Linked DNA regions of Mus musculus: all the other regions are linked to region 1. The links are chromatin loops, found by intact Hi-C in ENCODE. Cell type or tissue: left cerebral cortex. All regions are shown on one strand. Links, peaks and the distances in the headings refer to the core of each region. The heading gives the core; the rest is flanking DNA.

Evidence for each region. Hi-C counts contacts between places; a loop is a spot of excess contacts. Peaks named below come from ENCODE experiments on the same cell type or tissue, not always from the same donor. Only the 100,000 strongest peaks of a DNase experiment are listed, where the experiment ranks them.
Region 2: it touches region 1 in a loop (2.6-fold over the local background); 2 of 42 quality-filtered maps call a loop at or near these places.
Region 3: it touches region 1 in a loop (2.3-fold over the local background); 3 of 42 quality-filtered maps call a loop at or near these places.

The regions. Positions count from the first base shown.
Region 1 is chr14:76,410,086-76,420,295 of GRCm38, reverse strand. It overlaps Tsc22d1 (TSC22 domain family, member 1), which reads right to left and starts at 4,475. Exons shown (of 3, transcript NM_207652.3): 1 at 1,287-4,475. The coding sequence starts at 4,213. In left cerebral cortex, for the core only: a CTCF peak has its summit at 3,912; DNase peaks (open chromatin) are centred at 2,801, 3,348, 4,160 and 5,646; H3K4me3 peaks cover 4,740 bases; H3K27ac peaks cover 3,378 bases.
Region 2 is chr14:75,839,181-75,849,390 of GRCm38, reverse strand. Tpt1 (tumor protein, translationally-controlled 1) reads right to left here and starts at 4,135. Exons shown (of 6, transcript NM_009429.3): 1 at 3,935-4,135; 2 at 3,701-3,774; 3 at 2,998-3,188; 4 at 2,592-2,697; 5 at 2,031-2,147; 6 at 1,088-1,292. The coding sequence starts at 3,962. The coding sequence ends at 1,290. Gm4285 (predicted gene 4285) reads left to right here and starts at 4,427. Exons shown (of 3, transcript NR_045294.1): 1 at 4,427-4,617; 2 at 4,734-4,840; 3 at 5,409-6,473. It overlaps Snora31 (small nucleolar RNA, H/ACA box 31), which reads right to left and starts at 1,468; the gene lies at 1,357-1,468. In left cerebral cortex, for the core only: a CTCF peak has its summit at 3,572; DNase peaks (open chromatin) are centred at 3,541, 4,219 and 4,849; H3K4me3 peaks cover 3,641 bases; H3K27ac peaks cover 3,183 bases.
Region 3 is chr14:76,116,311-76,126,520 of GRCm38, reverse strand. It overlaps Nufip1 (nuclear fragile X mental retardation protein interacting protein 1), which reads right to left. Exons shown (of 10, transcript NM_013745.5): 6 at 1,943-2,035; 7 at 190-383. Among named protein-coding and RNA genes, the nearest start is that of Nufip1, 11 kb to the right of the region's middle. In left cerebral cortex, for the core only: a CTCF peak has its summit at 4,432 (motif pointing left); DNase peaks (open chromatin) are centred at 1,938, 4,425 and 5,842.

The DNA.
Region 1 (10,210 bases), core at 1,676-6,675:
AATGACTTGGGAAAAAAATAGTGAAAACTTCACCAGAACACATGGCCTTGTTTTCTCTTTATAAAACTCTTTTGCAACATTTTCAGTTTTTCAAAGTAAACCCACAAATATACAAATAGAATATAAATGTTTCAACTAGAATAGTTGAAAGTTTAATGTCAAATATCTCAAAAAAAAAATCCTAAAATAATTAACTATCTTAAATGTTTTTTCAAAACTTCAGTGAAAAAGAAGTCTTTTTACAACTACTATACTTCTCTGTTTATATATACTGGCAAACTTGCAAAAAGAACTTTCCTTTTTTTAAAAAAAAAAAAAAGAAAGAATCTTAAAGTAATATAAAATCAAAGTTCACAGTCTGACTCACAAGTGTGATTTAGCATATTATTTCCAGCATAATTGGAAAAAAAAAAAATGCTGGCCTAATACTGCCTTTTAGCCTGTCTGTCTTTTGGCGAGAAGAGAAAACAGGTGGGACAGATAACCAGTATAAAATCAGCCCTTGTAAGACTGACCTCACTCTTTAAAATGGCTACCACTTTTATCTACTATCAGAAGACAAGACTGTACAGCATTACTGACTACCAAGGATAAATGTAGGTATTCTGCCCTTGGAAAATACGCTTTAAGGCGCACATTCCTCTTCTGTTCCGACAGAGTTTACAGAAGCTAACAACAGTCTGAGGGCAGCCTATATCACCCAGATTAGGTCATCTTTCCCACAGTGCCTTAGGAGGGCAAGCAGGTAACTGTATCTTTCACAGCGTGAGATCAAACATACTAGGAAAGAAAAGGGCTGTACCGCAAGAACAGACGTGGCAACCACACCCCCAACAAGAAATCACCATAAAGATTCTAGTAGCTCCAAAGAATAGCTTTAACTATTTCGTGGGGTAACAAAAGGTAAGCCGCTTTTCATAATCTTCTCAAAAGCACTTTATAACTAATAAAAGCTACCTGGTAGCCCCAAGTCTATTTGGCATATACACTTACACTTTATAACTACCGTGAACATTACTGTCATAACCTAGTCTGCCTCCCAACCACTCTGAAACCATTCCGTGACATTCTTCCTCTGGGAAACTTACCATGAATATGCACTTCTCACATGCAAACGAAAAGGTGTAGGTATATATACATATGTATATATGTATATGTGTGTATATATGTACATATATATGTGTGTATATATATATCTTCAGACTAACTGCACCCACACGTATTGTATTGCTACTTGAGAGATTAACTTGGAACTGCCCGATGGCTGCAGAAGCACGTGATCTTACCTCTCGTCCTCGCCATCCACCAGGGGTGTTGTCAGCGGTAGCACCTTCAACGGGAAGAGAGAAGCAGGGGCTGCTAGGCTGCTGCTACTCCCATCTGAAACTGCTGACATTCCCCCACTGTCACCACTCATAGTCTGAGGTAAGCCGCCTAAGGAGGGCTCCGCTGGGCGCCTGGCATCTTCCATTTGGCTTCCAATGGCCTGAGCTAATGATTGTGTAGAGAACTGAGTAGAACTTAGTGGTATCTGTTGTGCCAAAGGCAAATTTATGTTAGTGGCTATCAAGGGAGATTGACTAACACTTTGAACCAAACTGCCATTTTGGGTGGCTGGGGGTTGTGCTATATTCTGTGGTGGAACTAAGTTTGTTGGGACAGAAGGCATTCCAGAAGGAGCGGCTGAACTAACCTGATTTGTAACAGAAATAGTGCTAGCAGAGGGCAGAGGACTGCCTGTGGGCAACTGCTGGGAAACAACCCCTTGGGCCACGGTTTCTACTCCCTGTGGCTGGGGAGGCACAGTTACCAAGGTACTCTGGGGTGCAATGACCAATTGTTGTGGAAGGCTTGAAGCACGGGTTTGAACTCCCTGATGAATGATCCCGGTTGGAGCAGGTAGGACTACTTGTGAAGATGGAGGAGCACCTTGCTGAATAACTGAAGGTGTAACTTGGGTAGAGGGCTGCTGTACTGCAGTGGGTATGTTTGCCTGTTGACCGATACTTGCAATCTGACCGCCAGTTGGTACAGTGGACACTGCTGTTTGAGCCTGGCCAATGGGCTGCCCAGCCGCCCCTGCAGGTTGTGTTTGTACTGCTGTGGGCTGCCCTGGCAGCTGGATCCCCTGTGCCTGAGCCACAGGAATCACTGATATTCCTGCCCCCGTGCCCGTGGAACTGGACTGCCCAGAGGACAATGCTGCTTGAAATATTGGCTGCTGCTGCTGCTGCACATACTCTGAAGTTGGATTTTGAGTCACTGGCTGGCCATGGCCTGGGGCTATCTGCGCAGGAACCATTGGTTGCTGCTGCCCATATTGTAACTGCTGGGGTGGTGCCCCTGGAAGAGGAGTTTGCACGGGAGGAGCTGTCTGAGAATATGGCAGCTGCGGTTGAGCCAGGCTGGAAACAGAAGGCTGCTGACCTACAGCCGCCGTGATGCCGACCACGCTGACAGGGGAAGGCTGGATACCAGTTGCGGCACTCATGGTGGCTTGCAGAGGGACAGGCTGAAGAGTCTGCTTCTGCTGAAAGCTCAACTCTTGAGGCTGTAACTGTACTTGTGACATCTGTGACTGAGAAATACTCTGTGGCATACTAACCGCCGCAATACTCTGTGGAGCAGGGCTACTGAACTCTAGCTGTTGGAGAGCCACACCTTGAAGACCTGGAGGCGCTGGTGGTAGCGGCGGCTGCTGCGGCGCCACCACAGCCGGGGCTCCCATCATCTCTCCACTTCCCACACTCTCCGTGTAGTGACTCAGTGTGCTCACACTACTGCTCACAGAACTCCCACTAGTGCTCTCCCTCTCCGAGGACGATGCTTCCGTGGGGGTTTGCTTCACCGTCTCCACCACTTTATTGACGGCCACGCCTTCTGTAGCTGGCACAGCGTTTTCCTTCTCATAGAATTCTGTGCAAGTCCATCGACCTTTTTTAAAGGGTTCAGAAGTAGAGTCTAACTTCACAACCCTGAACCTCGATGTGTTAACTGTTGGTTGCTGCTGCTGCTGCTGCTGCTGCTGACTGGAAACCACTCCCACAGTGATACCTGCAGCTGCATTAAGGACACTGTTAGCAACAGGAGAGGAAGAAACGGTACCATTGCCCATGCCACTCAAGATACTCGAATTAACAACACTGGTAACTCCAGGCCCACCACTTATGCTAGCAGCATTAGGGATATTGCTTGTATTTATATTAGCATTACCATGCACGCTGTTCGTCACACTGGGACTGAAACTACCCACAGCAGCAATGTTAACATTATTCGTAGCGCTCGTGCCAGTAACCGAATTTATACCTAGGCTTCCTGTAGTACTTGGAGTACGGATGTTCGTCATCACTGATGCTGGTAAGCCACTCGATGGTACTGCAGGAGGAGGTGCGACTGGCACACCACCATCAGAACTTCCAGTTGTAGAGAGTTTCCTGGACACTGGGCTCGAGGGTGGCCCTCCGGGAATGGATGGACCGGCCACAGCAGCATGTGATGAATGATGGTGCCCATGGTGAAGGTGGTGCCCATGATGAGGGTGATGGTGATGATGGAGGTGGTGGGGATGGGCATTCCCATTGATCACAACGTTCTGTTGTGGAAGGTGAGGCAAATGAGGCTGAGGAAGGTGGGGCTGGTTAGGAGAGACTGCCCCAGGTGTCTCAGCTTCCTGGAAGTTATTCAGAGTCTCCTCTGAGGAGCTTCGTTCAGGCTCACCTAAGTCAGTGGCCCTGGAAAGGGAGACGTCGAGGATCTCGGAAGAGGAGAGATCTTCCGTGTGCGACTCATCCAGATCGTCGTAGCTCTCGGTGTCCTCCGCGATGCTGTTGTTGGAGCTGATGCTGGCAGAGATCTGAGCCGGAGTAACGCTAGTTATCTGGAAGCCACTTTTCTTTTTCATCTGAGTTCCGCCTGGCGCAAGAGGCTGTCCCTGCAGCTGAGCCTGCGAGAGGAGGTTCAGGCTTTGTGGAGGCGGAGGCTGGGGTCCCTGCGTGGAAGATGCAGCAGGAGGCGGCGGCTGGAGCAGCGAAGGAGGAGGAAAATCTTCAGAAGATGGAGCAGCACCACTGACGCCCGTACCTGCTGCATTGAGAGCAGAGGCGCTGCCACCACCGCTGCCCCTTCGAGGGAACATTGCCGGGTGCGCCATCTTCCTAGCACTAATGTCTGCAGCAGCGGCCGCCGCGGCGGTGGACTCCGGCGGCTGGTGCATTGTGCTGGGTACCGGGGGGCGGAGGAGGCAAGTGCAATTTCCTTCTGCACCGTAATCTTTGTATGGAGAAGCCGGAGAGACGAACAGGACCTGAAGCTCCGCCCGACGCGATCCCTCCTCCTCCTCCTCCTCTGCCGAAGGCGCCGGCTGCTCGTGCCTTCGAGGGCTAACTTCGGGAAGGGAGGATGAACCGGGTGAACCAGGTGGCTGGGGAACCGAAGGGGGACCCCTTCAGTCCTTCGCCATTCACTTCCCCCTCCAGTCACACACCCCCCTTTATATTCCGCTTCACGTGGGGTGCGGGGCGGGAGGGAGGGGAGCCCAGGAGGGGGCGGGGGAGGCGAGGAGAAGCGAGAAATGCCCACCTTCTTTGGCCAACTCCGGAGCCAGCTCAACCCCCTCCTCCCGCGGCGACGGCCGCTGCAAAAGCCCCTCCGCTCGTCCTGCACCGAGGCAGCGCGGAGCGAGCGGTCGCCCCGGCCCTCGCCACCCCCGGCGCCGCGGCCGCCGGCGAGCCCTGAGCTCAGCGTCGCTCCAACCTCCCCTGCCGGCGCGGCCGGCCCCGCTCGGGCCTCCCCCCACGGCCCGCGGCCCCTCTCAAACCCCCTGGGCTCGCGACGGCTGCTCCGGGAGGAAAGGCTGGCCGCGGCTGGGGCCCGGGCGGCGCGGCTGCGAGCGGGGCGGTGGCGGGGCGCCCGGTACGGTGAGCCCAGCAACGAGGCGCGGGCGGGCGCGCAGAGACGCCGGATCCTCGCGGAGCGCGGCCGGGGCGCGGCGGCGGCGGCGGTGGCGGCAGCAGCAGCGGGAGCCCAGGGACCGCTCCATCACTGGCAGCCATGGAGCCCGAGCATTTTCCTCCCTCGGGGCAGGCGCTCGGCTCGCCACACGTCCTCGGAGAGGAAGGGCGCCGGCGCCCGGGCTGCTCCGGCGGGCGGCGGGACGTGCGCGGGAGCGGAGGGGCGAGCTCGCGTCCTCTTCTCGGCCCGCCGGCTGGTTCGGCACCGAGCTGCTCCCGCGACCGGGAGGGAGGGAGAGAGGGAGGGAGGGGGCCGCGGGCGGCGGTGGCTCCTTTTCGCGGCGGTGGCGGCCAGACGGGGCTGGTGCAGCGGCTGCAGCCGACGCCGTTCAAAGAAATGAGAGGTGGGGTTGGTCGGTGGCGGCGCGGGGCGGGGGAGTGGGAGGGCGTCGGGCGAGGAGGGGGCTGTGATGGTTGTTACTAGTGCTCTTCTCGGGCTGCTCCGTATCCCCTGGTCTCTCGCGGCATCAAGAGAGGAGGGACCAGCGCCCCAGCGCGAGAGGAGGAGGGTCGAGCTCTGACCGAGGAGAAGGAGGAGGAGGAGGTGGCAGGGGGGAGGGGTCGTGGAGGAGAGGAGGGAAGATGGCGTCTGCGCGTGCGCGCCGGCGCTGCAGACATAAAGCCGGGTCTGACCAGGGGAGGTGGCCTGTCTTCGGTCCGCGCCGAGCTCTCGGCTCCGTCTCCCACGGAAATTACCGAAGGCCGGCGGAGTCGCCGACGCCGGAGGGCGGTGGGGGGTGGGGCACTCGGGCGCGCGAGCGAGCGAATCCGGGTCGCGTGGAGAGGCTGGGGTGGGGCTGGGAGGGGGGGGGGGAACCACGCCGCGCGCGTGCGCGCAGGTTAGGCGTGTCCGCTGCTGTCTCCCACGCGGACCCCGGCGGCGAGGCGGGTGCGGAGCGCTAGGTCTCGGGTGTGCGCGCCCTGGGGCGGTGGCTCCCCCGCCCCGGCCTGCGGAACGGGTAATGAGGCTTTTCTCCTCAGCAACAGCAGCATCACGAGTTGCAGCTCCCAGGAGCCCTCCGCTGCTGCCACGACATGAGTCAGGCTTTCTTCCTCGGCGCGTGGCGGAACCCTCCTCCTCCTCCTTCTCCAAGCAGCAACCTGGCCTCCCCCTCGACCCGCACCGCCCTCGCCCCTTCCGGGGATGCCCCGATAGAATCGGGTGTCTTCCCCCACAGCAGTGGTACCTTTTGTGCAGAGCGGTGGTAGTTGCCACGCGGTCCCTCGCCCTTCGACGGGCAGGGTCGAGACTGCTAGCATGTGGCACGGATGTTTGCAGGGAATCTCCCAAGCCCCTCCAAGGGAAGGCTCTTACAAAAGGGAGTGATCCTTGCTGTCCTTCCTTATCGGGTGGGAAGAAGCTAGCCGGCCCTGCCAGCTAACCAACCAACAGGTGGAGCTTCCCTCCAGCCATTTATTGTCTTTGTGTCCTTGCTGTGGCCCTTAGAGAGGTAAAAGGTTAGGGCTTGGTTTTAGTGGAATTTAAAGGAAATTTGTAAAGAATGCCTTTTAGGGCTAGAAAAGCAAAAAGACTGGTAAAGTGCCCCCCCCCTTTTTTCTTTTTAACTAAAACTAGATTTCATGGATTTAGGTAGGTTTGCTTGGAGACAATTTTCTGTTAGCTGCCTCCGAAGTATTACATGTCAAAACCTCTCAAAGCAGGGCTTTGCTTCTAACCAAGAATGTAAATCTCACCCAGGAAATTTTTTAAGCTGAGGTGAAAAGGGTTGTTTGAGAGCGGTTTGTTTCTGTTCTAGTTTAGGTTTCAGGGATACAAATTGATCAGAAGAGAGACCTCTGACTCGGGAAATCACCAATTTCGTTTCTGAAGGATAACACCCAACAAACAGAAAACCAAAAACTGTTACCAGCAGTTTAACACCCCTCATTCTGTACATTAAGAGTTTGAATGTCACCTATATACTGTTGACATCTTGGCATCCTTTATCTGGTCTGTACCAAACTCTCACACGTGCCACCTCATACATGTCCCCTACAAAACAGGTGAAATTCACATTATTTTGATTTTTTTAAATGAGTTGAGGGTCTCAATAGAGATGGAAGAGTAACCTTCAACTCACTGTACCCCGCCTTTAGGTTCTGGAGCGTTGTAATTACAAGCCTTCACCAGCCTGTCCACTTCCTAATATAGAATTCTCTGCTAGGTAAAAAGTATGTGCTCACAAATTCTGGAAGTAATAGATTATGATAAGTCATTTTGAAAAACATAAAACTGCATTGTGCCTCAGTATGTTAATACCTGTACTTTCAAACAACTGAAGCCATTTGAGTATTTTACAAATTTAATCATTTCACTGGGTATGGTGGCATAACTTGTAACCCCAGCTCTGAGGAGGTAGAGGCAGGGGGACCTTAAGTTCTAGGTCATTCAGGCTACATAGGGAGACCTGTATTTCCAAAAAAGAGAGAGAGAGAAGAAGAAGAAAAAGGAAGGAAGGAAGGAAGGAAGAAAGGGGGAGAGAGAGAGAGAGAGAAAGAAAGAAAGAAAGATCTTTTGTCTTGCACTATCTGGAAGTCACCTGTGTCTGTGAACATAACCCCCAGCAGCTTTTGTTGCAAGTGACTCACCACTTTCTGAAATGCATATTGGACATGCTCTTTCAGCAGTTTTTCTAATAGACACTAGAAGCTGCCCTAATGGACTAAAGCTGCAGAAGGATGTAGATGGACAGAAAGACGTTTCTCTGGACTGTAGTGAGAAACCACATGTCCCTTAGATCTCAAAACGTTGCCTTAAGTCAAAGTTTTACATGGCAAATGGCAGTTTGTCACCCCTTGGCCAAGGCAATGCCTGCTATCACTTTGATGATACAGCTAAAAAGTAAAGCACACGAAAGCCTTATGCAAAGTTGGAAAAGGAAAGCCGTGTAGAAAGGGCCTCATCGGATGCAGGTGTTCCTTCTGATAACCCAGCATCCCACTGGGTTCTGATTGGGAGGAGAAATTCAAAAGAGAGGTTTCAAACAGATTAAAGCCAGCTGGGCATGGTGGCTCAGTCCTTTAGTCGTAGCACTGGGGAGGCAGAGGCAAACAGATTTCCGAGTTTAAGGCCAGCCTTGTCTTTATAATGAGTTCCATGCCAGTCAAGGCTATATAGTGAGTCCTTGTTACTCTAGTTTCTGTTATATACCTATAACTTGAAGAAAAAAAGTTTTAAGTCAAGAGCTGAGATGATATCTTATTCCAGTACTCAGGAGACCAAGACAAGAGTGCCCAAATTTGTGGGTAACCTGGACTACATAGTGAGTTCCAGGACAATCTGGGCTCTGGTGTAAGACCGCCCAAAAATGTTTATTTAGTTGTTTGTTTTGTTTTTTTTAAAGGCTTTAGTCATGGGATGAGAATGTAGCTCCATTGTAGAGCACTTCTATAGCATACAGAAAGCCCTGGATTCAGTCCCCATATCTCCCTCCAGATCTCACCAATAATAACAGCTCATGCTTAATGCTCTCTATAACTACACCATTGTTCTATGTGCTAAGAGTTTCAGCTCACTTAATCCCCACAACTGTGTAAAGTGGGCGCTATAATTGTCCCCATCTGACAAATGAGGGAAGAGAAGTTGTGGTCTTAGGGCTTGGCTAGTAGCCAGGCCAGGATGCAAACCCTGGCAGCCTGCACACCAAAACATAGTTCAAGATCCTGTCAACCCAAGCACTCAACTCAAGTTTAAGTTCTACCAAAGACACGAGTTTGAATTTTCCTAGCTAGACAGCTCCAGAGAATCTATAAGTACAGTTTTCTCCTAGTGCAGAGACATTCCAGGGAAGGACATAAACTGTAGGGACCTGGTATGGCCACCTAGGAAGGAATTGGGCATTAGTGAGCAGAGCAATGGTTTGGTTACATTGGATGAGCCTTTACTGACTGAAAGAGATGCCAAATGCTTGGAAGAAAGGTGTTAATCATACGTAAGGAAGGCATATTTTCTGTATAGGATACCATAAATGCTTTCCCATTTGAGCAATTAGCATTCCGATGCTCCTAAGAGCCTGTAGACAGCATAAGCTTCTCTTCCGAACATGTTCTTTTTAAAGGACCGTTAACATCTGTGCATCTTTTTAACTGTAGAAAGAAAATCCTGTATCACGCTTGCTGGTATCATGATGCTAATAAGACTCAAGCCACTATGAACTATGTGGTCCAAGTACCACAAATAATCCAGAGCAACCCTCGTCGTAATTACCTTCTCAAACACTGAAGTTCATTATTAGTCTTAACTCTCAAGAATGTGGGTGTTTTGTTTCTGGCATACACAGCTAGCTTATATCATATATATATATATATATATATATATATATATATATATATATATATATATCAATGTAAGGTGGATCGATTTGACAGACAAGAAAACACACATGATTATATCAACTGATTCATAAACATCAAGTTATCTGTCATTACTCAACATCCTTTCTTAATAGAATCTGTTGACAGTTTAATTACATAAGGAAAGTTATCGAAGTCCATTGGTGAAAAGTCTGTAACTAGTATTCTAATGAATAGGAAGACACTGATAGCCTTTCCTGTAAGATACAGTATAAGATGTGGATGCCCAGGCTGGTCACTTCAAATTATACAATACTGAAAGCACTATAAAAAGCAAAAAAATGAAAGAAAACTTATCTGAATCAGAGATAGACAAGTAATATTATCTGATAAGGTTTCTGTAATGGCTATTCCTGGTTGTCAACTTGACTATGTCTGGAATAAACTACAATCCAATTGCACACTAAACCAACATCCTACCCATGAACTACATGCCTAGTTTTTATCTAAGCTTAAATTAAAAAAAGGAAAAGGATGCTGCTAGGCTTCGTGGTGCTCGCCGTTAATCCCAACACTTGGAAGGCAGAGGCAGGTGGCCTGGTCCACATAGTGAGTTCCAGGACGGCTAGAGCTGTCACAGTGAGACCCTGTCTCTAAAATGGGGGTTGAGGGGAAGAAGAAGAGGAAGGGAAGAAGGAAGAGGAGGGGGAAGGAGAGGTCGTATTCCTTAGGAATTACCTTTTGCTCACTCATTTTCTCTGCTCTAACAACCTTCAGGAAAAAATGATAACGATTTTTAGTAGCATGTTCAAATTACTGTTTGCATTTAATTTTGTTGTGGAAGACAAACAGAAAGTCAGTATCTTAGGGTCCAAAAATAGTTTGGGGGGCTTTTTGTTGTTGTTTCA
Region 2 (10,210 bases), core at 1,678-6,677, 570 kb after region 1:
GGATGTAAAAGCTGTCTCAAAAACCAATCTTCCCAGCCTGTTTGTTGTTCACTTTAATCCCAGCACTTGGGAGGCCTTGAGCTCAAGAGATTACAAAACAAGTTCCAAGACAGGAATACAGAGAAACTCTCAACAAACAACCCAAACCAGTCAAGGAAGGCTCAGCAGGGCCCTTTGGTACCCTATACTTATGTCCATCTCCAGGAAATCTCTCCTTTGACAATGGGCATCTGCAGCCACGTGCACAAACACATATATGCTTACTCATAATCTGAAATGTGTATACTATTGAGTTCTGGTCTTCCTCCCCTACCAAGCTTCTGCTGTCTTGTGTTCACTTCTCTAGGGCTAGCACTAGAACTTTTCTCAAGTTTCTTTCTGACCAGTGACCTCAAGACCCATTAAAATTCAAAGACAGCTAAGTGGCTTCCTAGACCTAGCAACACTTCCCCTTCATCACAATACCTAGTATCCAGTTATTTGGGCTTCATATTGCAGAGGTGCTAGTACCCTCTTAAGTTTAGTACCTTTTTAAGGCTTCTATCACTGGACAAACCTTAGACAGCAAAGCATGTTAATACTCCTACAGCAGACTATGCAGTTCTAGGCTTTCCAAGACCCAATTCCCGCAGGTGACTGGGTCATCTAACCTTACCCCAGTAAGCATGGGCTGCTGGCACTCCCGGGAAGGAACTACGCTGTATTCACTGTATCCCACCCCACCAGGTACCGAACTCCCCGATGGATCTGTGCCCTGTTTGTACAACTCTAAAGTGGCACAGGCCAGGCTTGGCAACCTCTATTCTAGTTACCAGGAATCTGACATTAGTCCAGGAGCAGACAGTACTTGTCTCCAACTAGTTGGTCTTTTTGTGCTTTTGGTAAGCTCTTCCACTGGAGGTGATGAAAGTCAGGGTCCACTTCTCACCTCTCCCTTCACTGTAACTGAGATTCTTGAGTTCACACACTCCAGTCTTGTAGAGTCCCCACTGCAGCAGTTAACTGAAGAGGCTTAGCTTTCTAGCGATGCTCAACCAGGCTCTAGCTTCTCAGACTACAGGGTCAGCACAATCACAGCAAAGAGTTCTTAAGTGGATTTAAATGCACTTTATTTTTAGACAACCCACATGACATGTTTTTTTTCCTTAAAAAAACAATGCCACCACTCCAAATAAATCACGGTCAAAATAAAAGCTCAAGATGACATCAGTCCCATTTGTCCTAAGTCCTGGTGTTGTATGGATGGTAAGCAGCAGCCAATTATGGTGACAGGTGATAGATCCAATTTGTTACTGCAAAACAAAGAGATGGCATTAACAACTGCCCCAGCCTGAGCTTATAACTGTCCTAGCATGTAGATGTACTCCCTAATTCAATCTGAACTGCCACAAAGGCAGGCAGGAAGCGCAGGGAGAGTTTCCTTTTGCATCCTAGTGCAAACCAGAAGAACAACCACAAACTGTTCGAGGTCTATCAGTGGATGCAGACCCTCACCGAGTTGGCAGCACTCACCCATCTTCCTGCCCACTCCAGTGCTCTACTGACAAACACCAGCTGTTGTCTGAATAACACTCCTACCCCACTGTCCCAGGCGGTCACCCACTTTCTCCAGTACATCTCTAAACTCACCTTCTACTGTGCTTACAAAAAAAGCCTCCAAAATCTAGGACAAGGAACACTGTCTCCACCAGTCCCTTATAAAACAGACATTTCTGTATTCCTTCTTACTGACCTCAGTAAACACTGAAACATCCTATTGCATGTAATATGAAATGGACTTGAACTACCGTGGGGCAGAGACCACACTCATTCTACGTGAGTTTATCCCAGGCCAGTGTCAAACTACTTACACACATGACCCTGAGCACTCTAGCAAGCCAGCTAATCTCATCTTCAAGCCCCTTTCATGTTCAAGGCTCTACTCTCCCACAGGATAAAGATCTCACAATCTACAAGGCCTGCCACCTGCAGATGGCAAAGAATCACTGCTGCACTCCCTGTCTTGACACTACTAATTTAAAGATACTTACACATTTCTCCATCTCTAAGCCATCCTTAAAGAAAATCATGAATGGAGTCACACCATCTTCACGGTAGTCCAGGAGAGCAACCATACCATCTGGATTCATGTTTTCACCAATAAAAAACTTAAGAAACACGTAACAAAAACCTACAATTAGACTATCTTATACACACAAATATAAAATCAAACTATAAAAAGCAGATCCAGAATAACCCCTGGCCAAAATTTGGCAAGAAAAACCCCTAGTTCTCAAAAATAACACATATGCTAGCCATGTTGGCACACACCTTTAATCCCAGCAATTAAGAGGCACTGGCAGGTAGACCTCTGGGTTCAAGGCTAGTCTGGTCTACAGATAACAGTCTCAATGAAAAGAAAGCAATGCCTATCATTTTAATACCAGCTCCTTGCCTGGTGTGGTGCTACACAAAATGGGCTGAGACTTTCATCTCAGAAGGCTGAGGTAACTGGGTCTAAGGGTGTTCCAGGACAGCCAGAGCCATGTACGAGACAGCAAACAGACTTTTTCGGATCCCACAGTTATTATACAACCCTTTGGTCCATTTACCTGGTAGTTATTGAAATTAGCAAGGATGTGCTTAATCTGCTCTGCAGCTCCAGTCATAAAAGGCTTTACTCTTTCTGGTTTCTGCTCTTCAAGTTTGCCTTTGAGTCTAAAACAGTAAAGTAACAGGTCATCAAAATACTGAATAATCTTTCAGTAAAGTAAGAATATAAGCTCCAATAGGTAATGTCTTCTAGCAAAATGATAGTTTACTAGGTGACAAGAAACCATTTAAAAGAATGTAATTCCTATATTACCTTTAAAGTAACTTTCTACCGGCTTGCTCACATTATTGAAAATCAACCTTCACTGTATAACAAAAGACCCTCCTTTCTTAAGCCCTTCCTACCTAAGCAACCAACTTCTTCTAGGAAGCTGACCACCAAAACGGGGTGTTTATGTCACTTACGATTTCATGTAGTCTTTGATGTACTTTTTGTAAGCCTCTTTTGTGAAGCTGGTTTCTTGTAAGTGATGGTTCATGACAATGTCAACACCGGTGACTACTGTGCTTTCGGTACCTTCGCCCTCCGGACCTTCAGCGGAAGCATTTCCACCGATGAGCGAGTCATCGATGGCACCCTCTGTTCTACTGACCATCTACATTTAGAAGAAAACAAAACAAAACAAAAAGACAATACAACTTAGTCGAAGGGGCAAAAAAAAAAAAAAAAAAAGAAAAAAAGAGAAAAAAAAAAAAAGGTCCGGCAACGATCAGTCAGCTCCCTGAAACATCTTAACCTCCCCCCAAATAGTCGCTGCCCGGACTGAGAGAGGTGGTCACTCTCATCAAGCGGAACCAAGTTGCTGTGGCCTCTCTCGAGTCGCCACGGGTTAAGCGCGCACAGCGCAAACCTGTCTTATAGACAATATGTCCCCGTTCGCCCGGAAAGAGGATGGCGCTGAGTTCGCGGACCTATTTCCAGGCTCGGCTCCGCCTCCACTTTTCTAGAAAAACCCAAGGTCCGCAAGAGCGTCTCCTCCGCCTGGAGGCGGCAGCGAGGATTGCACGAGTTCCAGCGGCCTCCCCGCGGCGCCCAGCCCAGCCCGGCCCGGCTCGGCCGACCCGGCAGGCAGGCGGCCAGCCTCCCCGCGCGCGGCGCCCCGCTCACCTTGCCCTCCACCTCCAGGCACAGCCCGTCCGCGATCTCCCGGATCTTGTAGATGTCGGAGAACAGCTCGTCATCTGAAAGCGAACAGAGAGAGCCGCCCGTGAGCGAGCGAAGGCCCGCCATTTCCCGCGCCGGGCTCGGCGCACGCGGCGGCTCCCGGCCCAAGCTCTGCGCTCGTGTCCCCGGCCTCCCCGGTGCCCACCCGCACCCAGGCCCGCGGGCGCCGGGACTTACGGCTGATGAGGTCCCGGTAGATGATCATGGTGACGGCTGGGGACGGCGGCGCTAGCCTGACAGCGCGGAAGCGAGCGCGGTGCAGCCGGAGCGGCGCGCGGGGGGAGGGGGGAGCGGGCGGAAAAGGCCGACGCGGGCGCTCCCCAACCTCATATAGAGGGCACGCTCGGCTACGTCACCGTCCGCGGCTCCCCCGGAACTGTCGTCAGCGGTGACGTGAACGCAGGGCGGTGCGGGGGCGTGGCTACGCCCGGCCGGCCCCGGGAGGGCATCCGGGGACTCTGCTGGGACACAATGCGGAGTGCCCCTGGGTGCGCGGGGCAACGGGGGCGGTGTGCGGATAGTGCGCCCGGGGCATGCTGGGACGGGAAGGGACTTGCGGCCGACCGATGGCCGGACGCTTGAGTCGCCGCCCGGGCGTGGCCAGGGTGTGACTGCGCCCCGCCTCCCGCCACGCCGCTTCAGTTCCCACCCCTTTCTCGGAAAGAAAATGTCAGCAGAATCGGATGACTGTTGTCGGGCGCGCCGCTGAGCCTGCGGGGACTACGGGGATGGCGCCGGGCTGGTGTCCCGGGTCTCCGACCTCCGGTCCTTGGCTGCCCACAGACTGCACCGGTTTTGCTCGCGGAGGGAGATGTCCTGGGGACTGGTCCTCTAGTGGGTTCCGAAAGTGAAAGCCTGCGGTGGGTCTGGCCGGACAGCTCTTCGCTGGCCTGTTCTGCTCTTGGTCGCAAACGGTGTCCTTTGTTAGGACAGTTCTGTATTGTCACTTTTATCCCTTTTATTCCTGGCGATGCAGGACTAAACAGACCCAAAATAAGGAGCTTCCCACTTGCCCGGGTCACTTGAAGGGCTTTCGCATCCACCACGAAGTACAACATACAACTTCCGAGACCCACCGTTCAGGTAAACATGTATGGCAGGATGAAATCACAGTTTCTTCCCTTCCAGATTTGGTTATAGTCCGTTGTAACCCTAGTGTTGCAATTTTCTCGCTTAAGAAGGACATAGCCAGCCCTGCCTGCCCTCGGACAGAAGGTTAGGTTAGTATGTCAAAGGAGAAGGCAGTTCACACTAACAAAGTGTTACAAGCACAGAGTAAACCATTCAGGAATAAAACTCTAGCCAAAGAGCAGAAGAAAAACCGTCCACTTAAGATGCGGTGGTCTGCTGCTTTCCTAGATACTCTAAAGGACACGGGGTAACAGTAAAAAAGTGAAGGACATCAGAAAACGTAGACATAGAACCGAGGGGCTATGACTTAGCAGTCTCAAAACTCAGTTATTTCTGAGTTATGTGAATCTTATTTGCACATCCCAGGTATTCATTTTCAAATTATTCAAAAATGCTCATTTACATAGATCCCCAAACATATTCTTTTTGGATTTTTCTGTTATTTTCTCCAGTTTTATGCCCAAATGTATTTTTTTAACATCATTAAAAATTTTTTTTTGTTTTTGTTTTTTCGAGACAGGGTTTCTCTGTATAGTCCTGGCTGTCCTGGAACTCACTTTATAGACCAGACTGGCCTTGAACTCAGAAATCCGCCTGCCTCTGCCTCCCAAGTGCTGGGATTAAAGATGTGCACCACCACCGTCCGGCTCATTGAAGAATTAAAAAACAAAAAAAAACAAAAAAAAAAAACAAAAAAAAAAACAAAACCATGGTGAAAGAGAGCTGAAGATTTGAAGCTAAGCAGTGCTGGCATCTTGTCTGTGTTACCAGTCCCACGATCTCAGGAAGTTCACCCTCTTTGAGCTTTAGTATGAAATGGAATTTCTGTGAATTTAATAAGATGAGTGAGAGGCTGACATACTTAACAGGTGATAAATAATATGTGGGATATGTATGCAATTCCCGATTTTTTTTCATAATATTCCTGAAGTTATTACTGTCAGGTCCAAAAGCCTTTTGTTCAGTTAACCTCTCCTCTCACCTCCTCTGCTTGCATAGCCCAAACCAGTCTTGAACTGATTTCGGAGGCCAGACAGGCCTGGAAATCAAAATTCTCCTGCCTTAGCTTCAATAGGGCTAGGATTACAGGTGTGAGCCAACCATTCTTATCTCAGAATACCATTAATAGTGAGAAAAGCCTTACAGGCTGGAGTAGAAAGTATCACTCAGGATGTGGTCTCGTGATTAGAACATAGGTGAATTTGGAACACTCCTTGGGTCAGAAAATGGATAAAGAACCAGGCAACCTGGACTATTCCTTTGAGAAAATGTGATATTCTCTCATTCTCCCGCCCCCCCCCCCGCCCCCCACATCTGCTTTCTCAGTCCTGGGACAAAGACATGCATAGCATCTGACACCACAGTGCTTTTTAAATCAAGGTTGAGAAAACTAAGTGACTAGTGAGTAACTATGAAAATGAATGAAGGGGAGGACTAGCTGTATTGCAGCACACATAATCCCAGGGATGCAGAGGTGAAGACCAGAGGAGCAGGAGTTTGAGGCCCTTTTCAGCCACACAAGTTCTAGACTATGTGAGAGCTTGTTTCAAAAATAAATAATTAAATAAATAATAAAAAAAATAGAATAGCATTTCTGTGATTATTCCCTTATTCTGAGAGTGCCTAATGACTCTGTTCAAATACACATTTTTGGGGGGTGGGGTTCGAGACAGGATTTCTCTGTGTAGCCCTGGATGTCCTGGAACTCACTTTGTAGACCAGGCTGGCCTTGAATTCAGAAATCCACCTACCTCTACCTCCCAAGTGCTGGGATTAAATGAGTTGGGCCAACACTGCCTGGCTCAAACTCTGAATGAAAAAAAAAAATACAGTGAATCCAGCTGGACATGGTGGTACTGCACTCCTTTAATTTCAGCACTAGGGAGGTAGAAGCAGGCAGAGCTGAGTTGAAGACCAACCTGATCTACACAGAAAAACCCTGTCTTGAAAAAACAAAGGAAAAAAAAAAAAGACACAGAAGACAATGGACCATAGTAAAAGTAAACAGTGTGTGCTACAGTATGGGGAAACTGGCCTCCGGCCTGGCAGTAGCAAGTTCCAGGCAAGCGTGCCCATCACCAGTAGTCAAGGGGGGCTGGACTGTAGTTTAAGGGCCCACGGTGGAACTATAATGATCCAGGTGAAACTGTAGTGTAGTGGTCAGATCAGTGACCGGTACTCTAATGGACAGCGGGACTTATCTAGTGGTGAGCTGAGCTCTAACTTAATATTGAGGGCTGTTAAAGTCACATTGACAGTGGTGAACAGTCTAGAGGTCAATAGATCTGTAGTCCACCTGCCTGGCAGTCGGAACTTGAGGGGAAAAAATGATGTCAAGCCGGCACACAAGTTCAGTAGAGTTAGAAATTCTGGGGGTGGGATCCAGGCATCTGAGTTTTTTAAATCTTCAGAGAATGTCCATGTGCAGCCAGGTTGAGAGAGACCAAAATAGTAACCAAAAGAAAGAACTTGATACCCTTTCAAAGTGCAGGTGCTGAAGAGAGAAAGCCTCAAGCCAGCCCTTGTGGATGGGGCTGGCAGATCAGCTGATTTTCCCTGAGCAGGAAGTTGCTCAATGGCCTGCTTTTGGCAGGTTAGCCGGCTGTCTTAGTCAGGGTTTCTATTCCTGCACAAACATCATGACCAAGAAGCAAGTTGGGGAGGAAAGGGTTTATTCGGCTTACACTTCCATGCTGCTGTTCATCACCAAAGGAAGTCAGGACTGGAACTCAAGCAGGTCAGGGAGCAGGAGCTGATGCAGAGGCCATGGAGGGATGTTCTTTACTGGCTTGCCTCATTAATGAACACAGGGTACACAATGGAGTCCCCCTCATACAGTACGTCTTCTCCGCTGAAAAGCTTGAAGATGGGTTCACCAGGCCTCAGTGGCTCAAAGTCATGGTCCTGCAGTTGAGGGTGCACAGTGCCAGCCAGGTCACCATCCGCAGTGCGTGGGAAGTCCACACTGCCCAAGTTCCTGTAGATATCCATCTCAAAGGCGGGTAAGTCCATGCCTTCAAAACCAGTACCACCTGGGTGACCCTTACATATTACCAAGTCCCGCTGCAGCAGGAGTGCAACCTTGGCTATCTCTGGAACACAGCCTCTTTGTGCTTTCAGAAAACACTTCCCAGAAGATGTCACCTCAATGATGCTGGTCTCTTCTTAATCACCGCTAATTTCTTAGCTCCAGCTAACCAGCATCAATAGTCCCAGTAATGCAAAGTTTTTGCTTTAGTAGTTCTGGTATCTTGTTAATCACAGCTGATTCTTCAGCCCCAGCTAACCAGAACTACAGAATCTTCACAATCAAAACAGCAATGGCCCTGAAAAGAGTCTTTAATTTTCCCTCTGAAATTTCACAAGCCAGGCCTCCATCTTCTGCACTGTTCTCAACATTATCTTCCAAGCTCCTACACAACATCCCACAGAGCTCTTAACAACAAATGGATCTTCAAGACCAAAGTTCCAAAGTCCTTCCACAGACCTCCCCAAAACATGGTCAGGTTGTCACAGGAATACCCCACTCTGCTGGTACCAATTTCTGTATTAGTCAGGGTTCTCTAGAGTCACAGAACTTATGGATAATTTCTAAATAGTAAAGGAATTTATTGATGACTTACAGTCGGCAGCCCAATTCCCAACAATGGTTCAGTCGCAGCTGTGAATGGAAGTCCAAGGATCTAGCAGTTACTCAGTCTCACGCAGCAAGCAGGCGAAGGAGCAAGAGCAAGAGCTAGACTCCCTTCTTCCAATGTCCTTATATTGTCTCCAGCAGAAGGTGTAGCCCAGATTAAAGGTGTGTTCCACCACACCTTTAATCCCAGATGAAAGGCATAGCCCAGATTAAAGGTGTGTTCCTTAACTCGGAGATTCAATCTTCTGGAATCCATAGCCACTATGGCTCAAGATCTTCAAACCAAGATCCAGATAAGGATCTCCAAGCCTCCAGATAAGGGTCACTGGTGAGCCTTCCAATTCCGGATTGTAGTTCATTCCAAATATTGTCAAGTTGACAACCAGGAATAGCCACTACAGCCGGCTGAGGGAGTGTTTCCTGAGGGAGGAAGACCTGACTGAAAAACTTTTCTCTAAACTGGGCATGGTGGTATACACACACACACACACACACACACACCTTTAATTTCAGCACTTGAGAGGATCTCTGTGAGTTCAAGGCCAACCTAATTTACATAGCAAGGTCCAAAACGGCCAAGACTACATAGAGAAAAGAAAATTTAACCATGTAAAAAAGGGAGCATCTAGTTGTCTATGGAAATAAAAGGCAAAAATGCAGGGGTCCTTGAAGTGCCACAGCTGGTAGAGTAGTGATTCTCACGAGGGAAGAAGGGACTCTGGGTTGACAGACTTCATTAGATGGTGTTGGTTCAGACTTCGAGTCTGATCCTAAGCAGTTTATTTTTGACATATTTACAGTACAACTTTGGAAAAGGGTTTTCTCAAGACAATTATCACAATAAAATTTTAAGGCAATGACCACATTGAAACTCCTTTATTCCAGGACGGTGGTGACACATGCCTTTAATCCCAGCACTTGGAAGGCAGAGGCAGGTGGATTTCTGAGTTCAAGGCTAGCCTGGTCATCAGAGTGAGTTCCAGGACAGCCAAGGCTATACAGAGAAATCCTGTCTCGGACCCCCCCCCCAAAGGGTTTTATTGATTGGAAAGCTGCTCCAGATAAGGGTCAAGGGAGCAAGGGTATGGAATAAGCATAATAGTAAAGTCTTGCAAATACATGGGACATCTTTCATAAGAATGGATTCTATTGACAGAGAAATAATGCTCGGGGAAATAATAAGCATAGTAGTCTGGAAGATTCCGGTGGGGCCTGGCCCTGCCAATAGCAGGGATTACCAGGTTATTAACTACATCTAACCCCAGCTTTCTGGGTGGGAACAAGTATCAACCCCTTCCATTGAAGAGAAAAGCCTGTGAGTTTAAGGGTCCTGCTTTCCCTAGTGCGGTGAGCATGAGGACCTCAGGCCCTCTACAAAAAGAAAAAAGGCACAGGTTGGGGCAGGCAGCTTAGCCAGTGAAGAGCGTGCTGCGCAAGGGACAGGACCTGAGTACCACGTAAAAGGGAGGCATGGTGGCACGCACGTCAGCTCTGATGGTAGGCAGCAGCAGGACGATCCAGGGGCTTCCAGACAGCCTGGCTGGAACTGGGAGAATAAGGAGAGTGATAGAATACACCTGATGCAGGCCTCTGGCCTCTCTATAACTGTGTCTCAGGGTTTTACTCTTGTGAACAGACACCATGACCAAGGCAACAATTACAAGGACAACATTTATTTGAGGCTG
Region 3 (10,210 bases), core at 1,932-6,931, 290 kb after region 1:
CACCCAAAGCACACGGAGCACGGCATACCTTACTCAGTAACTATTAGCTGTGCTTACTTTTTTATTTCCATTCCTCCTAATCTTATCCCTCTGTACTTAACCCAACACTCCACTCTGCCAAGACCCCTCCCCATCCAATCTCCCTCAATGCACACACTGCGTATTTATGTTATCTCCCATTCAGCTTACCAGAGTCGCTGTGGATCAAAGCACCTAGAGGGTCCACATTAGCCTTGGATGGAACTTCAGGCTTCGAATCTCTGGCATGATTTCCTAGTCCAACGACTGCTCTCTGCCTAGCCCCACCTCTTCTCCATTTATGATGTTTACCAGGACTTCTGATCTTTGCCATCTGTGAATGTCTGGACATGCCCTTCATTTTGCTGAAGTAAGAAAAAAATGGAGCAAAAGAAACATGGATGTTAAATTGACCACTTATTCCCTAAGACAGAAAGAGCCCAAATTAAAGAAAGGCCCAGACTTAAAGGTTCACACCCCACAACCTAAGTCTCATTCACTTCTAGCTACAAGTTTCCAAGTATTTCCTAAAATAGGGCTCTGTTGTGCCATCACTGGCAGATTTTCTTAGCGTGTGCCATTCTCAGATTGTATGTAAGCATGTCTTATAAAACACACCCATTCTTATTTCATTAAAAAATTACTTATTTTTAAGGGCTTCAAGGTTTGCAAAGCATTTATAAGTATGTCACCTTCAGCAGATCTTCTCTTTAAGAAACACTCAAGTAGGTCCTCTGAGTAAAAGGACAATGATGCCTGACAGCTCTGTATAACGAAGAACACCTAACAAGTAAGCAGCTAGGGTTAACAGCACTAGCCACCACGTCCTGAACTGTGTCTGACCTGTGTCACCACCAGCAGATGTGTCTGACACCATCCTGACCCCAAATACCAGTGACAAGTACTTCCTGATACAAGAAAAGTTAAGAAGTACATCCCTAATGTATACAAGCCACTCCACATCAATATGTATGCAACCAAATTTATAACTCCTGAAAATTAAGGACGGCAAGCCCTCTGAGGCTGGAGAGGCGGCTTGGTGGTTAAGAACACATCAGTCCCTTCCAGAACTGGAGTTCAGTTCCCAGGATCAACACTGGGTGGTTCACAATCGCCTTTAACTCTAATTCCTGAGATCTCACACCCCCTTATAGCCTCTATAGGCATTGTAATTATGCGCACAATTCAGAGCCCCCTCAATACACATAATTAGAAAAGAAAATTTAAAAACAAATACCTGAAGAGATATTTCGCCAAATGAATAAGTACATAAGATGCTGGATATTGTTAGTAACATTACCAAGCACTGAAAGACAGACAGACAGAAAGATCGTGTGTGCGTGTGTGCGCATGTGCGTGTGTGACAGAGAGAGAGAGGTAGAGACAGAGAGAGCGCTAGCATCAAGTAGTGCATATAGGATTTGTATATGTAAACAAGTAGTGCATATAGGATTTGTATATGTAAGGCCAGTAGAATAAAATGGAAAAATTCTGAACAAGAAAGTGAGAGTGGAAAAAAAAAAAAAAAAAGAAAGTGAGAGTGGAGGGAAAGGAGACCTCATGTTTTACTGACAGGAGAGCATGGCTGGCTGTATGACAGATCTACTTTTTATTAATAAGCAACTGGCTAACTGCTTGAATGACAACAGGTGATTGACTGAAACAATCCTGTGGGGCATCCTTGGTTACACTTCCTACAAACATCCAAATAAGAGTTTGCTTGTCTGAAGGAGCACAGGGCAGCATGGAGGGAAAGGACTGTTCCAACCCTACCACATGTACAAGGTAGCGTATTTAAGATACAGTCAGAATGGGAGCGGGGGTGGGGGGGTATGAAGAGGCTGGCGTGCTCCCTCTCTTCCTCTTAAGCACAAGCTTTTGAAGGAGCGCGGAGGACGCACATGGACAGCGTCCAGGAACTCACCCATACTGTGTGGTTGTCAACACTTCTCCTCTCTTTGCCTTTTCCAGTTGTAACTTTTTCTTCCTTTCAATATTGGCCAGAGTTGGGTAGTTTCTAGGGAAAAAAAAATGTAAAAACATCACAAACTTCCAATTGCTTCTAAAATTTAAGAGAGAAAATGCAGTTCATGTGTCAGTGTCTCAGCTGTCCACACAACTCTGCACCCAGGTAAGGAGCGTGTGCTAGAATTACAACTGCCTAACTCACGCAGCACGTGCGAACTGCTCTAACGTCTCTGCTTAGCATGCACCACACACAGAGAAAGTACCTGCCTAGCCAATTACTCTTGCAGAGATACACCATGCACACACAAAGTCACCAACATAAGAGACATTCTCAAACAACAGTCTACTAAGGAGGACAGAAAAAGCCTAAGCATAGCTGCACCCAGGAGAATACACTTTTCTTTGGGTGGGGTGAATTATTTCAAAATGAAATCCACAAAGAAATGCACATGAAAGCAACTGGTCTGAAACAGTGCCAACAGAGAGCACTCGGTGGAAAGGTTTGGAGTTTGTTCTCAGTAAGCTAAGTAATACAAACAACTCAAGATCACAGAAAGAGTGGCCACTACCACCAGGGAATTATTTTATATAAAACATAAATTGCCTACAGGGAACTGAGTTGCCAAAGGAGGCTCAACCTACAATGTTGTACTCAATCCAACAGGTGATAGCAAACCACAGAAAAGTTCTAAAGAGCTAGGGAGATGGCTTAGTGGTTGAGAGCACTGACTGTTATTCAAAGGGCCCAGGTTCAATTCCTAGCACCCACCTAGTAGCTTACAACATCTGTAACTCCATTTTCAGGGAACCCAACATCCTCTTCTGACCTCCCTGGGCAACAGGTACACACATGGTGCAGAGACATACATGCAGGCAAAACATTCATACACACGAAATAAACCACTTTGTTGGACAAAGTAGCACACACCTTTAATCCCATCACTCAGGAGGCAGAGGCAGACAGATCTCTGATTTTGAGGTCAGCTTGGTCTACATAGTGAGTTCCAAGACAGCCAGAGCTATAGAGAGAAACCCTGTCTAAAAAAAAAAAAAAAAAAGAGAAAGAAAGAAAGAAAGAAAGAAAGAAAAAAGGGGAGAGAGAGAATGAATGAATGAGAATCCTAGGCAATGCACACCACTGATTCCATTTCTTAGCACAAGATGTATGGAGATGCCAGCCCTAAAATCTGGCAATGAAACAAATCTTCATAGTATAGGAAACATGAAGGAGTGAAACACAGCCCTCACCACTCAGGCTGATGATCATCAGAAACACCAACTAAAGTTCTGCCACTTCTTCCATCTATCACTGGACTGGGGACATAGCTCAGAGGGAGAATGCTTAGCATGCACATGCCCTTGGTCTGACCGTCACTAGCACTAAACTAACATACACACCCGCATTATCAGCTCGTGGAGCACAGACAGTGACAACTATTGTCAGTTATCCCGTAGTCTGGAGACAAGACTGGAAATGGCTTTGGGGAGTGGAGAGAGAATGGGGAAAGGCAGTGAATTTCAGTAAGGACAGTGCAAAGCATGTACCCAGCTATAAATAGTGGCCGTCCATAAAGAAGAGATGATGACTGCACGGGCTATGAATAAGCACAACAGGCAAAGAGCAAGGTCGTACAAGATGAGAACCTGACAACAACAGATACTCGTGAAAAGCAAGCATGACCTAAGGTTTCACAAAGTGGACTCTTGGCACTTGGATGAGCGTGACCTCTTCCCCGACATTCAGGGCAATGCTGAGGAAAAATAAAATTTGGAGTGGCTCAGTAGAAACTCCAAGCTGATGAGGAGGGGGGAAAGTAAAGCCTTCGTAGGAAGACAGGCACTGTGGCAGTGGAGCCGACCTTAGCACTGTGGCAGTGGAGCTGGCCTTAGTAGAGCTACTTTGTGGGCTCTTTGTATTTTTTAAAGAAACCAAAATCTCTGCCATGCCCTGCATGCCCGCCTGTAAAAGATGAGAGAAATGCTTAGAGAACAGCCTTCAGGGAGAATGGGTGACAGCTGTTCCCCATCTGTAGACAGGATGTAGAGAAGCCAGACACCACAGGCCCTGTGGTGGCTCAGCACCAAGTTCAGGGCTACTCAATGCCCTCCATGCAAAGGGGGCAGTTCAGCGTCCTACTGATGTCTTTACAGGATGGAGTCCACTAGTGGGTGAAACTGCTACTCTGCACAGTAAGCCAATGCTTTCCTTGCACTCAAACTGCTGCTACTCTTACTGTTTCTCCTAGGCCTATCCCAGACAGAGCACAGCTCCTCTCTCTCTCTTTATTAAAAACCGCTCGAACACAAGCTTATGCCACTGTAGTTTAATTTCAAAGTCTTTCTGAACGTCAGAAACATACACCCATTAATAAGAGGTAGACAGGGAACTCAGCCTGAGCTGGGAACAGCAGACAGGGGCAACGATGGGAAGAGAAAAGCTCCACCTAGTGGACATTGCCTGGGAGACAGGCTCTCCTACTTTGTAAGCACAGTGGGCCCTCCAACTTTGGTTAGTCTGAAAGATAACATAAAGATGTAACTTTTTTTCCTGGCTTTAAATCCATAGTCCAGGGTCTCTTTCACTTTTCTAGCAGAATGGCTACACAGATGTTAGCACTCTATTGTGCCAAAACACACACTGGCTTCCTCCAGAAGAGCACCTTTCACTAGAACAGTAACCTTCAAATTAAAAAGCATTTTGTTGTACCAATGTGGAATTCACTCATTTTAGGGTACACTCTTCAAAATCTGAGACTGATGCAATGTAAAATACATACTTGCAATGGAAATGTCTGAATATAACACAATATGATGTTATATGGATATATACAATGAAAGTTTAAAGATAAAATAAATTGGGGCTGAACAGATAGCAAGGCCGTTACTGGTTGCTCTTCCAGAAGACCCAGGTTTAATTCCTCATGGCTCACAACCACTGTAACTCCAGCTCCAGGGGACCCAGCATCCTCATCTGGCCTCCTTGGACACTAGGGATGCAAGTGGTAACAACAAGCACATAGGCAAACACCCAGTCACACATAAAACAAATCTAAGAATCTTTCAGTTCTTTAAAAATACACATTGAAAAATAAAGATAAAATAAGCGGAGAATAGATAGCTAGAAATAAAATTTAATATTTTTAAACTGCTTAATATTAGAGTACATGTCTTATAAATCTATCAAATGAACCAAAATAAAGAAAATATTTCCCATGTCTTTTTTTTTCCTGCCAACCTACCCCATTTCTCCCTTTCTAAAATGCCTTGCTTTCTATATTTTACAGGCAGAGCAGCACAAGGTCAGACACTCCACCCCAGCCTCCTGAACACCAGGACTACCGACACACATCCCACACCTAGTTCCCTATCCTGCTAATGAGTATGTACTAACGCTCCTGAATACCTGAAGGGGCAAGACCCAAGAAGTAAGATGTGAAAGAACCTCAGATGAATTAAAAGGTGCACAGAACACTTAACATCGCAGGTACAATAAATGTCACCCCAACCGCCACTCCCGTGTCCTCTCTGGCACCCCTCATGCTCTCAAGTCCCTAGTTCCACTTCATCACTCAGTATCTTGCACCCATTCATCTCCCAGCACTTCTGACGATGGTCACTGAATACCTGCAATCTACACTGAAAGTTCTACGTGAGAGAAGTCATGGAAAGCATGGAAAATTTTGTCCCAGCCCTCCTTTATTCTAGAGAGTAGGGGCTGCCCATGAATTTCACTCATAGTTCTGAAACACAACCAATTTAAAACTGTGTCACCACGCACAGTAACACACAGCTGCATATTCTCCCTTTTGGCAATTCTGTTTGGGGGACATTCCAAGTTCACGCCCACTAACACAGTCTACTTCTAGATAATGAGGTCTGCATGGAAATCTACTTAAAGCTGACGCACACCTATTGCTTTCCTAATGAGAAGCTGAAAACTAGGCTCTGTTTCCTTTGTTGTCTAGAGTGTGGGAGTAATATGAGAACAGATGTGAACCTTCTGTCAGGCAAAATCAGAACAGGCAGTGAAGAGCAGTGCAGTCTCCCCAGCGCCAGCAGCAGCAACAGTACCTTGAGCTTGTTTTTTCCTAGGAAGGATGGGCCGCTTTCAAGTAAGACGTGGACGCAAGGCTCCTGGAGGACACAGTTAACTGATGCAGACCTTCAGGCACTCTTCCTCTGAATGCTTCCCTAGGTCAACCAGCAACGCTAGAGTCCAAACCTCTCCCCAACCAAGTTTGGCAGTTTCCTTTGAAGTGAAGTATATAATCTCTGCATGACCACCCAACACCACTTCTGGGTACTTATCCAATACAAACATAAGCCTATATTCAAAGCACAAACGCACACACAAATGTTTATGGAAGCTTTAGCAATGCCAAAATACTCTCACCGCCTCTCAAGTGGGAGATGAAGAAACCACTGTCATTGATAGAGCGATACAATGGGACAGAAAAATACTCTGAAATGAGAATGAACTAGTACTACACCCAACATGCATGACTTCTGAACCTCAGAAGTCTACATGCTGCATGGTGCCACATACATGATTTGACAGTACAGAACCACAATTGCTAAGTGGTCGGGGAAGGCATGATTTAACTGGGCGAGGCAGGATGTAACACTCTCTATGGCTACTTGTGATAGTGTCCATATAACGGTGTTTAAAAAGTTACTTGCTATGTGTATTATACCCTAGGTGTGGAGTGGAGGGTGGGTAGCTCACTTTTCACAGCAAGCCCTCCCAAACAAATCTACTTTCCAAAGCCTCCTCTTGCCTAATGAAAGAACTGTTTGGCTAAGCAGTATTATCCCCACGTGTTACTGTTAGTGTTTCAATAGCATGTAGCTTTCTAGGCACCTCATATATTTGTTCACTATTTCCCATTAGAGTGAAAGTCTCTGGCTTTGGGAATCTTAGCTATAAACAGCAAAATGTTTAACTTCTCAATTACAAAATGCCTGCTTATGAGAAGACTCAGCTGATAACAGTACCTGTGGCTGGGTCTCATGACCTGAGCTCAATTCCTGCAACACACTCGGTGGAAAAACAAAATCAACTTCTAAGTTGTCCTTTGACCTGGATTCATACACTTGCCTTGGCATGCACATACCCACGTACATACACATATATAGACACAGATGTACAATAAGTTAAAAATCTTTACCTCTAACCTTCAAGATAAATATTACCAAGAAACTAGTAAAAGACACGGTTTCCATTAACAAATGGTCTAAGATTTCCTGTTAGCACTTGACAATCACCTCTTCCACCAGAGACTGTTTTTCCTTGAGTCACTTGCTGTATGGTCCACAAGGGGGCAAAGTTCACCTTCACAGAGAGAAAAGCCACTTAAGAATGCAGGCTTTTAAATTGATTGTCTAGTGATAACAATCTGTTATTAAAAACCACAGCAGTGAGTCAACTGGATGGCTCAGAGGATAAAAGCAATTGCCACCACGACTGACAACCTGAATTCCACCCCAGGAATATACACACACACGCCTTTAATCAGAGACAGGCAGATCTCCGAGTAGGAGGCTAGCCTAGTCTACAGAGTGAGTTCCAGGACAACCAAGGATATAGAGAGAAACCTTATCTCAAAAGACCAAAATAAATAAATAGATAGATAATTTCAAGCCCCATTTACATACATCACATACACCACTTCTACCTATGGCACTGGGTGACATAAACAGCCACGTAAAAGATGTACTTACTGGTCCAATATTAACTTATTCAAGAACACAAAATGCAAAATAGCTCTCCAAAATGGGACAATACTGGACACAGCACAGTATTTAAAGACGGCCAAGGCTTTTTTGTGAAAACCCCAAAAGAGGCAGGAGTCTGGTCGCTGAGCCAGTGTGCAGGACTTCAGGGATGGAGAAGGTCTCCCTCTGAGACAGAAGCAGCATCAAAACAAAAGGAACAAGTGAGGAGTTCAGCCCTGCTTGGTGACATACCCTTGTGATCCCAATACCTGGGACACTGAGGCAGGAGGGCTGTCATAAGTTGGAGACTAGTCTATTCTACATAGTGAGTTCCAGCAGCCAGGGTTATTTAGTATATTTAGTAAGAGTCTGCCTTAAGATAGAAAAACAGAAAGAAAAAATTGCAAAATAAATAAAATAAAATAAAAACAACAAGAACAACAAAAACCAAACCCACAAAAGTCATCAAACGGTCTAAAAGGCCATGTGACATAGACAAAAAGTCTACCCGATACCAAAATCTTTGAAATAATGTAGAAATGTTTTACCTGAAGGACAGCCCACATTTAGAATCGTGATTACCAGTATTCTAAGAGTTTCAACACTTTAGCTAAGAGAAAATGTGCTTGGCAAATGTTGCAATTGTACAGCCGGTCATTTGTGTAACAGAATAACAACTACAAAATGAACATCTCATTTTCTACCACAGGAGAACCAAGAAAACACTGAGGTTCTCACTAGTCTAGTCAGTCCCTCAAGTGGGCGAGCACCACCAGTTCACCTGCAGAGTATATCACAATTGTGTGGCTTTCTGAACAGAGCTTAGAAAGCAGGTCAGGGAAGAAAAATGGAACAGTGGAGCTCAGATGTTGATGGGGCTCGTGCGAAGACCAGAAGGGCTCACTGCAACCATCAGAGCTATGGATGGAAAGCCATTTCACATCCCTCAAAAGAATTCAACATTTATAAAGAAAGCTAGCACCACTGAACTAGACCAGCAGCCTCCAAGTCATCCAACTACCGCAGAGAAAAGCTAGTGTCCAACAGGTCATTTCTATCCCAGCTAGCAGGGAACCACCTTCACTATCCCTGCTGTGAGCTTTCCAGACCCTGAGTGTCAGACAGAAGGTGGAGTCACTACTTGTTTATCCTTCTATACAAAATAATACGGAAAGATCTGATCAACACATAACAAAGACAGAAGAGCCCAGTGCTAGTGGGGAGGTGGGGCCATAAGAGGTAAAACAAGAAGCCACAGAGTGGCTGTATTTACAAGCTATGCTCTATGCTTAAGAGGTTCAGGTAGCTTTCTCAAACTCTGAGACTAATTTCATGTCAGGCTGGAGGGCAAGGACCTGTAATCCTAGCTACTAAGAAGACTAAGGACGAAGGATCAGGACTTCAAACAACCTGGGCTACTACCTGAATTAACATAGCCTGAACACCGGAGCCAGTCCCGATTTTAAAGCTAACGAGTTGGTGGAGATTAAAAGCACTGGCTGCTCTTCCAGAGGACCCAGGTTTAATTCCCAACAAATACATAGTGGCTCACAACCATTGATAACTCCAAGTTCCAGGGGATCCAATGCCGCCTTCTGGCCTCCTCAGACACTTAAGCACACATGTAGTGCAGACATACATACCAGCAAAACTGTCAGACACATAAAATAATAATTAACACAGCTAGAGACTGTGGCATGGTGGCAGAACGTTTGTCTAGTAAGAGCAAGGCCTTAAGTGCAATCCCAATGCTACAAATGAACACATTTAAAGCAAGTGAATGAGCTCTTGTGTCTGACCTTCCTTAGCTTAGTTCTAGAGAGCAGTACTACGGTGGCTTAACTGAGACTGCCCCCCAAGACTCATGTATGGAAACACTCAGTCCTAACTGTGGCACTGCTTGAAGAGGTTATGAAGCCTTGATGGACAAAGTATGTCACCGGCAGCTCACTTTCAAGGGTGATAGCCTCACCCCCACTTCTAGCTCACATTGTTTCCTGGTTTACCAACACAATGTGATCAGCCAGCTCCCCGAGGCAGTTGCCTGCTGCCTGCCACACCATTTCTGTTATTATAGACTCTAAATCTCTGGAACCATAAGCCAAACTAAACTTCCCTAAGTTGCTTGTGGGTATTTTATCAAAGCAACAGAAAACAAACTAACACAGTAACTGCTTCTCAAAGTGCACAATCAAGCTAACAGTTCTAGCCCTGTCTTCTGTTACAGAATCAAACACGTGAGAGGAAGTCAAATGGAGCTCCAGGCAGACTGTTCCCAAGCGCACTGCAGCCAGACATCAACTACGCCATCTCTGCTAATATAATGCAAAGCCATAAGTTACACAGCAAGGCTCACACCTCTTAAACATTATCACAGGAATGAGTCCTGCACTCTCTACAGGTAAGGACAAGCACATGTCCATCTTGTTCACTGCCCCCGTTCTGCGTAGCAGAAGACATCATTCAGCTATGTGGTCAGACAAAAAAGTAAACATAGCAATGTACTGTG